Linked DNA regions of Homo sapiens: region 1 is linked to region 2. Evidence: chromatin loops called from intact Hi-C (ENCODE). Cell type or tissue: testis. All regions are shown on one strand. Each heading gives the region's core, and the rest is flanking DNA. Links, peaks and the distances in the headings are about the cores only.

Region 1 (7,465 bases), core at 2,860-5,359, 140 kb before region 2:
AGTTTTTAACTACAAATTCAATTTTTTAAGGAGTTCTGCTTCCAGTATGGTAGTGTAAACCCTTTCAGATAATTCTCCCACTGATTAAAAAACAATAACAGGGCTGGGCGTGGTAGCTCATGCCTGTAATTCCAGCACTTTGGGAGGCCAAGGCAGGCAGATCACTTGAGGCCAGGAGTTCGAGACCAGCCTGCACAACATGACAAAACCCCATCTGTACTAAAAATACAAAAATCAGCTGGGTTTGATGGTACACACCTGTACTCCTAGCGACTTGGGAGGCTGAGGTGGGAGGATTGGTTGAATCCAAGAGCCAGAGATTGCAATGAGCCGAGATCATGCCATCACACTCCAATCTGGGTAACACAGTGAGACTCTTCCTCAAGAAAGAAAAAAAGAGAGAGAGAAGAAGGAGGGGGAGGGGGGAGAGGGAGGGAGGGAGGGAAGAGAGGAAAGGAAGGAAAAAACTACTGGGAGATTCTGAAGAGTAACAGAAACCAGGCAAATGGTAGAGGGGAGTGGAAATCTTGGAGAAGCACCTGGCATGGGGATGAGTCTCTCCTAAGCAATGTAAGAACCTTAGAACCCTGACTCTGCTGAGCCTTCCGACCTTCCTTATTAGGGGTAGAGGGTCTTAGTTTGGAGTCTGTGAGCATGGATATTGTGCTTCCATGTTCATATCCATGTATTCATCCTACTACAGACTATCCCAAAAAGTGTGTGGGAGTTCGTATTTTCCAAAAATGGCTGTGACAACATTTCCCATTCCATATGACCTTTTTTTATATAGTGGCAAAATACACATAACATAAAATGTATCATTTTAACCATTTAAAAATGTACAGCTCAGTGGCATTAAGCACATTCACATTGTGCAACCATCACTGCCATCTTTCCCAGAACTTTTTCATCTTCCCAAACTGACATTCCATACCACTGAGCACTAACTCTCCATTCTCTCCTCCCCCCAGCCCATGGGACCCATCATTCTACTTTTGTCTCTATTAATTTGAGTACTTCAGGCACCTCATACGAGTAGAATGGCTGGCTTACTTCACTTAGCATAATGTCTTCAAGGTTCCCATATGAAATTCTTACAGTAGGATTGAGACTCCTCTCCATAGGTCTATGTTCCTCTCCTTTGAATCTGGGTGGAATTGTAACTATGGTGTTAGTGACGTTATGCCACCTCCAAAACTAAGTCATAAAAGGCAATGCAATTTCCTTCTGGTTCTCTTGGAATGCTCACTTTTGGAATCTAGCCACCAAACTGTGAAGATTCCAGCTCTTCATGGAGAGGACCATGGAGAGAGAAACGAGCTCCCCACTCACACCCACAACCACAGCTGAGCTCCCATATGACAATCAGCACCAACTTGCCAGCTATGGGATTGAGCCATCTTGAAAGTGCCAAGACAATGAAGCAAAGATGCCAACAAGCAGTGGAATGTAGCAATAAGGAACACATAACAAGTGATATTCAGTAATATGGACAGGTAGAAAATTGTCATTAACCCCGCCAAGAAATTTGAGCTCAGAGCAAGCTGCCAATTTCTTGGGAGATATCCTGGGGTACCTAGCAGATTACTAGTAGTGCTCAAATGCTATCTTCCTTCTGTTCTTTGAATGCCAAGTTCACTTGCAGCTCATGGCCTTTGTATATAGACCTCTGCCTAAAACACCCTTCTCTAGATCTTGAGACTCTCCAGCCATACTGCTCTGGCTCCTCATAGAGAGGAGATTTTGGCACAAACCAGTGTTTCCACCTACGTATCTAATTGCAGTTAATGGCACCCAATTGCCTAATAAAAATGTAGGGAAAGGAAGGGAAAGGTAAGGAAGGGTAGCAGAGGGAAGGGGAGGGGAGGGAAGGAGAGGGAGAAGGGAAAGGAAAGAAAAGAAAGGAGGGAAATCTTTAGAGCTATGGCACAGGGCTCTACTTTTTAACCCAGCTCTCTTTAATAATTTGGGTAAATATACAGGAGAGATATATTAAAAAGTTGTGGATTGGCTGGGTGCGATGGCTCACACCTGTAATCCTAGCACTTTGGGAGGCTGAGGTTGGTGTATTGCTTGAGGTCAGGAGTTCAAGACCAGCCTGGGCAACATAATGAGACAATCACCAAAAAATACAAAAATTATCTGAGTGTGGTGGCAGGCACTTGTAGTCCCAGCTGGTCTGGGGTCAGAGGAGGGAGGATTACTTGAACCTGGGAGGCAGAGGTTGCAATGGGCTGGGATCGAGCCATTGCACTCCAGCCTGGGTGAAAGAACGAGACCTTGTCTCAAAAAAATAAAAAAGTTTTGGATAACAATTCAAAATTGCGAACAATGTTGGTTTTTGTTTTACCTTTTTAGACACAGGGTCTTGCTCAGTCACCCAGGGTAGAGTGTGGTGGTATGATCATACCTCACTACAGCCTCAACCTCCTAGCCTCAAGGAATCCTCCCATCTGAGTCTCCCAAGTAGTTAGGGCTACAGGCATATGCCACCACGCCAGGCTAATTTTGTTTTCTTTTTTGCAGAGACGACTTGCTATGTTGACCAGGCTGGTCTTGAACTCTTGGCCTTGAGTTGTCCTCCTGCCTCAGCCTCCCAAAGTGATCTAGCCAACAATATTGCTTATAATGGACAACTGAAAAAGGTTTTTTGTTTTTTTTTTTTTTTTTTTTTTTTGAGACAGAGTCTCACTCTGTCACCCAGGCTGGAGTGTAGCGGCGTGATCTCAGCTCGCTGCAATCTCTGCCTCCCGGGTTCAAGTGATTCTCCTGCCTTAGCCTCCTGAGTAACTGGGACTACAGGCATGTGCCACCACCCCCATATAATTTTTGAATTTTTAATAGAGACGGGGTTTCACTATGTTGGCCAGGCACATGTTGAACTCCTGACCTCAGGTGATCCACCCGCCTTGGCCTCCCAAAGTGGTGGGATTACAGGCATGAGCCACCATTCCTGGCCCTGAAAGAATATTTTAAATGATCATTCTGCTGCTGATTGATTATGCATACTAGCAGCTTGACTCAATTTTAACATTTTGCAGTTGAAGTCCATCAACATTACTTATACAGTACTCACATTTCTAAGAGGTATATACCTAGGAGTTGAATTGCTTTGTCATAGGGTACGTCTGTTCAGCTTTGGTTGGTACTGCCAAACAGTGTTCCAAAGTGGCTGTCAATTTACACTCCTACCAACAGTGAATGAGAGTTCCAGCTGTTCAAAATTCTCATTGGCCCCTCAATTTTGCTAGTCTTTTAATTTTAGCCTTCCTTAGACATTTGTAGTAGTATCTAAGTGTAGTTTTAATTTGCATTTTCCTGGTGACTAATGAGATTGAGTGCCTTTTCGTATTTTTAAAGGTCGTTTCTTCTTATGTTGATTACCTGTTGCACGGCACAATGGCTCAAACCTGTAATCCCACCACTTTGGGAGGCCAAGGCGGGCAGGCTTACTTGAGCCCAGGAGTTCAAGACCAGCCTGGGCAACGTTAGGGAGACCCTGTCTGTACAAAAATTAGCTGGACATGGTGGCGCAGGCCTGTGAGCCCAGCTACTTGGGAGGCTGAGGTGGGAGGATCACCTGAGCCCAGGAGGTTGAGGCTGCAATGAGCTATGATTCCACCACTGCACCCTAGCCTGGGTGACAGAGAGAGACCCTGTCTCAAAAAAAAAAAAAAAAGTACTTGTTCAATTAATGTTTTATTGAGTTGCTTATTTTTTTCTTATTGATTTGTAAAAATCTTTATATATTCTACATATATTATTTATCTATATTCTTTATCAGATATATACACTTTGCACCAGCATATTTGTAGCACTACTATTAGTAATAGTAAACAACTGGTAACAACTCATTTGTCTGGCAGTGGAGGAGTGGATAAATAGTGGTATATTCTTCCAATGGAATACTAAATCATTGCTATACAATACTATGGTACTGCTATGAATCTCACAGATGTAATAATGAGTTAAAGAAGCTAGGCACAAAAGAATATTACTGTATGATTCCAATCATATAAAGTTCAAACCAGATCAAACTAATCAATGAACGAGGAGTCAGGATTCTGGTTATATTCAGGGATAGTGATGGAAGAGGGCTATAAGGAGGGTGTCTGGGTGCAGGTCATGTTCTAGATCTTGATCTGAGTGGGGGTTACATAGGTGTATTCACTTCATGAGAATTCAGAGGGCTGCACACTAATGATCTGTATAATGCTCCTCTATAGTATGTCACACTTCAAAAAAGTTTACAGAAACAGTTCCTTCCTAATTTTCACAGGGCCTAAGAGCTAAAAACGCAGCCCCAGCCTGATGTTTCTCTCTGCTCAGGGTTTCTCGTGCTGTGCCTGTGATAGCTCTTGGTGTCCATGGAAACCAGACAGAGACAGCGTGGTGGGGAAACAAGCCAGAGGGAAACTGTAGCCAAGAAGCTTTGCGCATGCGACAGAGGAACAGACCCCCCTCCCCTGCTCACCACGAGTCTTCCCTCCCTGTACTCTCAGATCTGTCAGCTATAGCCAGTTCCCTGCCACCACGACTGTCCACCTAGGACAACTCTGGCTGTTGCTTGTCATAATTTACACCCATAACTGCTTCCAGCCCACCTTCTCCGTCACTGGCTTTCATCTTCCCCAACCCAGCAGGAAAGTTGGCCTGGCAGGGACTCAAAACAAAACAAAAAAAAGGCCTTACCTGGATCAGGGGACACTAATGCCTCATTAACCTTACTAAGGGCATAAGCCCAAAAAAGGCCTTTGAGTAGCCATGGTGAACGTTACAGACTCTGTGCATAAGAGCATAAGCTCTTTACTCACAGTAGAGTTCTCCAGATCCTTGCTCAGAGCTTATGAATCCCTATTTTAAACAGAGTTGTATCACCTTGTTATCTGATTTTTTAGGTCTGCAAAAACACAGGGTAGAAGTGAGTGGGTGAAATTCTCCCGAGGGTGCCCACGTGCCTGGCTTTGTTAAGTTTGGGAATTATTCTGGATATATCTGGGTACGAATGTGTGTATGCAAGCATATGTGTGGGGCTTCTGGGTATACTCATGTGTTGGTTATAATGACTTTGTGTGCGAGAGTGTGTGCATTAGCATTTCCTGCATCTGTCGGCTTCGTGTGTGCATATTGAATGTATGCTATATGAGGACGTTTGTGAATGAATTTGTCGTTTTGTGGGTTTATATGTGTACATGTGATCAGATGTAAAATATGTAAATGAGAATTTACACTTTTTTGACTGTAGGAAATATGACAGAGCATTTGTAGGGCTGCTTATAAGTTTATGTCTTCAAGCTAAACTGTAAGTTTGTATGTGGATTTATATAGGGATAGCTCTAGGGAAAGTTTCCAAGTCATATGGTTGAACCATATGGAATTGCCATTTTGTGGGCTAAAAATGGTTAAGTATTCTATAATTTTTGTATGATTCTAATTAATGGGTGTGTATGTACATGCGTATAAACACATACATAAATTCAAGTTAGCATAGCCCCTACACCAATTAGTAATACCATCAGAGCTGAGAAGAAGACGATCACCATGAGTATGAGATCCGGGAAGAAACTTAACATGGACCTTGAGGGAAGGATAAGATATGGAAAGAATGATGAATAATGGAACAGAAAGTTGCAAAAGGGAAATAGTGGGAAATGAGGTTGAAAGTTGTTTACCCGGGAAAGCCTTCTCTGACACTTGTTTTGTATTCACGCACCCCAAGTTTGGCTCTGCCTCGGGCTTCTACAAACCCCCATGAAGTGACTCAATGACAACACTTGTCACCCTGAACTGTAATTGTTAATCTAATTGGCTGTCTTCCCCACCAGGCAACAAGTTCACTGAGGGCAATAACTGTCTCTCTGGTTCACTTATATTCCCAACACTTAGGACAAAGCTTGGTACAGAATGGAAACTTAGCTAGCATTTGTTGAAGAAACAGATGGCTGAAAGCCAGGTCTTCTGATACAGCAGTGCATTGTCAGGCTAAGGAGTGCAACTCGTTCTGGCCAGCACATGTGACTGTCGGTTCTTTGGCAACTGACAGACATTTTGGAGAGTTGATTAACATGCACAAAACATCATTTAAAAATACTAATTTGGGAGTGGTATCAAGAATAGACAGAAGTAGGCTAGGTGAGGTGGCTCACATCTGTAATCCCAGCATTTTTAGAAGGCCAAGGCAGGATCGCTTGAGACTAGGAGTTCAGGACCAGCTTGGGCAATATAGAGAGACCCTGTCTCTTAAAAAAATAAAAATTAAAAAAAGGCCAGGTGTGGTGGCACACACCTGTAGTCCTGGAACTTTGGGAGTCTGAGGCAGGAGGATCACTTGAGCCCAGGAATTCAAGACCAGCTTGGGCAACACAGGGAGACCCCATCTCTACAAAAAATAAAAAAATTAGCCCAGGCATGATGGCTCACACCTGTAATCCCAGCACTTTGGAATACTGAGGTGGGTGGATCACTTGAAGTCAGGAGTTTGAGACTGGCTTGGCCCAAATGGCAAAACCCTGTCTGTACCAAAAAAAAAAAAAAAAAAAAAAAAAAAGTAGCCAGGCATGGTGGTGCACAGAACAAGTCACCCTATCCACTTGTGCATGCCTGTAATCCCAGGCACTCAGGAAGCTGAGGCATGAGAATCGCTTGAACCTGGGAGGTGGATGTTGCAGAGAGCTGAGATCGCACCACTGCACTCCAGCCTGAGCAACAGAGCGAGACTCTGTCTCAAAAAAAAAAAAAAAAAGAAAAGAAAAAGCCAGGGATGGTGGAACACACATGTAGTCTCAGCCACTGAGGAGGCTGAGGTGGGAGGATCGCTTCAGCCAGGGAGGTTGAGGCTGCAGTGAGCTGAGATCAACACTACTGCACTCCACCCTGGCTGCCAGAGTGAGACCTGGTCTTAAAAAAAAAAAAAGAGAGAGAAAAGAAAAGAAGGTTATGTAGGTTATGGTTAGCCATCAGAAGCCCAGTAGTTCCTAGGCATCTGGCAATAAATACCTACATGACAATGGCAATGGGAATGGACAGCAAGGAAGAGATGAAAAAACTACAATAGGAACAGCTTCTTGGTGACTGCTAGGTGTGGGGCAAACCGAGAAAGTGGAGTGAAGGCTGACCCCACGTTCTGGAGCCCGAGTGGCTGAGATGATGACAGTTACTCTGACAGAAATGAGACCCCAAAGGAGAGCTATTTAAACAGTGACAAGATCTGTTTTGAACACGCTGTAGTTTTGGATGTTGATATGGTTTGGCTGTGTCCCCATCCAAATCTTATCTTGAATTGTAAACCCCATAATCCTCATGTGTTGTGGGAGGGATTTGGTAGGAGGTAATTGAATCATGGGGGCGGTTTTCCCCATGTTGTTCTCGTGATAGTGAGTGAGTTTTCACAATATCTTAATCATTTTCCCCTTCCACAAGATATCACACTGGTCCATTACATTGATGACATTGTGCTGATTGGATC
Region 2 (2,500 bases), core at 1-2,500:
AAGGGCCATGGTTTCCAATCTTATTGTGCAACAGGAGAGGCGAGCGGGATTGGGAACTCATCTCCCCAGTGTGCTCTGCAAGGCCGGCCAAGCTGGCTCCAGGATGCGTGGTTCCCATGGCTTGACCATGGCAGGGGGTCTGGGGATGCCCAGCAGTGAGAAGCATGGTGGGTCACCTCTCTCGTGTGTTTCTCTCCTTCCTCCCTGATAGTTTGTGAAGTTTGCCAACATCGAGGAGGACACCCCGTCCTATCACCGGAGCTATGACTTCTTTGTGTCCCGATTCAGTGAAATGTGCCACTCGAGCCATGATGACTTAGAAATCAAGACCAAGTGAGTAGGGGAAGGCAAGGGTAGTTGGTTCAGCTTACAGCAGAAGCAACGGTGGGTCCTGTAGATAACTTCCAACCTGCCATTGCGTGTCTGCTTTTGTTAGTATCTGTGTCTGCTCTGATGTTGCCGGGCAGGTGGGCCAGCACCCAGCTCCCTACATGTGGTTTCTGTTTTTTTTTTTTTTCTTTTTGAGACCGAGTTTCACTCTGTTGCCCAGGCTAGAGTGCAGTGGCGCGATCTTGGCTAACTGCAACCTCCGCCTCCCAGGTTCAAGTGATTCTCATGCCTCAGGCTCCCAAGTAGCTGGGATTACAGATGTGCACCACCACGCCCGGCTAATATTTGTATTTTTAGTAGAGATGGGGTTTTACCATGTTGGCCAGGCTCATCTCAAACTCCTGACCTCAGGTGATCCACCCACATCGGCCTCCCAGAGTGCTAGGATTACAGGCGGGAGCCACTACACCCGGCCCCCACATGTGGTTTCTAAAGGAAAAACTGCTTGGGCCAGACAAAGGGGCTCAATGTAAGATAACAGTCCTTTGAGCCCAATTTGAGAGCCAGTGACAGAACACACATGTGTACACACACACAGCCCTCCATACACTCTTTTGTTCAGAATTATATGCATTTATACTCCAGAAACACACCCACTCACCATTAACCATCAAAATCTACACCTACCAATAAAGAGCCAAAGTTCACACTTTGGCTGATCCCAGCTGCATTCTCCACTCCATCTCCTTGGCCCTCCTGCTTGCTCGTTCCCCTCCAGCACACCACAGACACTGCCTCAGGGCCTTTGCACAGTCTGTGCTTGTGCTGGGAATGCTTCCTCCAGGGATCTGCATGGCTCACTGCATCGCCTCTGTCAAACCTTTGCTCAAATGTCCCCTTGTCAGTGAAGCTGCCCTGCACACCCCCACATGCCCACTCCTCCCTCACTCTGCCGGGGTTTCTTTCCCCTTTTAACATGTTTCATACATTACTCTCTGTGTTTCTTGTTCACCACCTGTCTCTTCCCACTGGGATGTAAGCTCTGTGAGGGCAGGGTCCGTCGTTTTACTCACGGATGCATCCCAAGCACTAACACTGCCTGGAGAGCAGTGGCACTTGACAAATTCTTGTTGAGTGAATAACAGAATGAATGAACACCCTCAGACAAGCATCTTGCCTTACGGGATACGCTTTTACATACACATACTCCAATTTATAAAAACACTTAGCTCACAGAAGCATACTTGGACATAGAAGCAAAATCTCTCAAATAAAATCACAGAGAAATTGACCAGGTGCAGTGGCTCATGTCTGTAATCTCAGTACTTTGGGAGGCTGAGGCAGGAGGATCACTTGAACCCAGGAGTTTGAGGCCAGCCTGGGCAACATAATGAGACCCCACCTCCACAAAAAATAAAATTAGCTGGGCATGACTGCACGTGCCTGTATTCTCAGCTACTTAGGAGGCAGAGGTGGGAGGATCTCTTGAGCCTGGGAGGTCGAGGCTGCAGTGAGCCATGATCGCACCCCTGCACTCCAGCCTGGGTGACGGAGTGAGACCCTGTCTCAAAAAAAAAAAAAACAATTAATCACAAAGAAATTAAAATGAATATATGCTTCCAAGGCAGTAGACCGACTCCTGGGCAGGGCCCGGTGCAACTGTGTGGCATTGTCTGGGTTCCCCCAGTCCCCGAGACTCTCATAAGCCAGGTGTGGACTCTGCAGCTGCCCTGCCTGAGTGCCTCTGGTGAGGCCAGAGTGGGGTATGGGAGGAAGGAGCCCCTCATCCTCTCCCAGAATTAGCTTCCTGAGTCACCACCATTGCAAAATGGCTATGAAGAGCCAGAGGGGCTGGAGCTGTGGGGGCATGTCCAGAAGCAGGTGTTAGGGGAGGTATAGGACCATGGCCACATATGTCTGTAACACATGCTGCCCACGCAGGCCCTGCCAAGCTGTCCCAGGGTGGTGGGGGAGTGGATGGGCCACTCATGCCACTGCACACACGTGCACACACGCACACATGCACACAGACACATGTGCACATACACATGATCTGTAGTGTGTGATGTGGTCAGCACTGTGTTCCAGCAGGATCAGGAGTTTCCTGAACATCAGGAGGAAGGCTGCTGAGGTTGGCTCCCAGCCACCAGCAGTGCCATTACACCCACAG

The links. Peaks named below come from ENCODE experiments on the same cell type or tissue, not always from the same donor. Only the 100,000 strongest peaks of a DNase experiment are listed, where the experiment ranks them.
Region 1: it touches region 2 in a loop (5-fold over the local background); 103 of 110 quality-filtered maps call a loop at or near these places.

Annotation. Positions count from the first base shown.
Region 1 is chr2:24,980,645-24,988,109 of GRCh38, forward strand. The region is part of intron 1 of DNAJC27-AS1 (DNAJC27 antisense RNA 1); the gene reads left to right. Among named protein-coding and RNA genes, the nearest start is that of DNAJC27-AS1, 12 kb to the left of the region's middle. In testis, for the core only: no CTCF peak of the experiment used is centred there; a DNase peak (open chromatin) is centred at 4,417; H3K27ac peaks cover 1,326 bases.
Region 2 is chr2:25,121,462-25,123,961 of GRCh38, forward strand. It overlaps EFR3B (EFR3 homolog B), which reads left to right. Exons shown (of 23, transcript NM_014971.2): 5 at 212-333. Among named protein-coding and RNA genes, the nearest start is that of POMC, 46 kb to the right of the region's middle. RefSeq lists an enhancer at 2,433-2,500. In testis, for the core only: no CTCF peak of the experiment used is centred there; no DNase peak of the experiment used is centred there.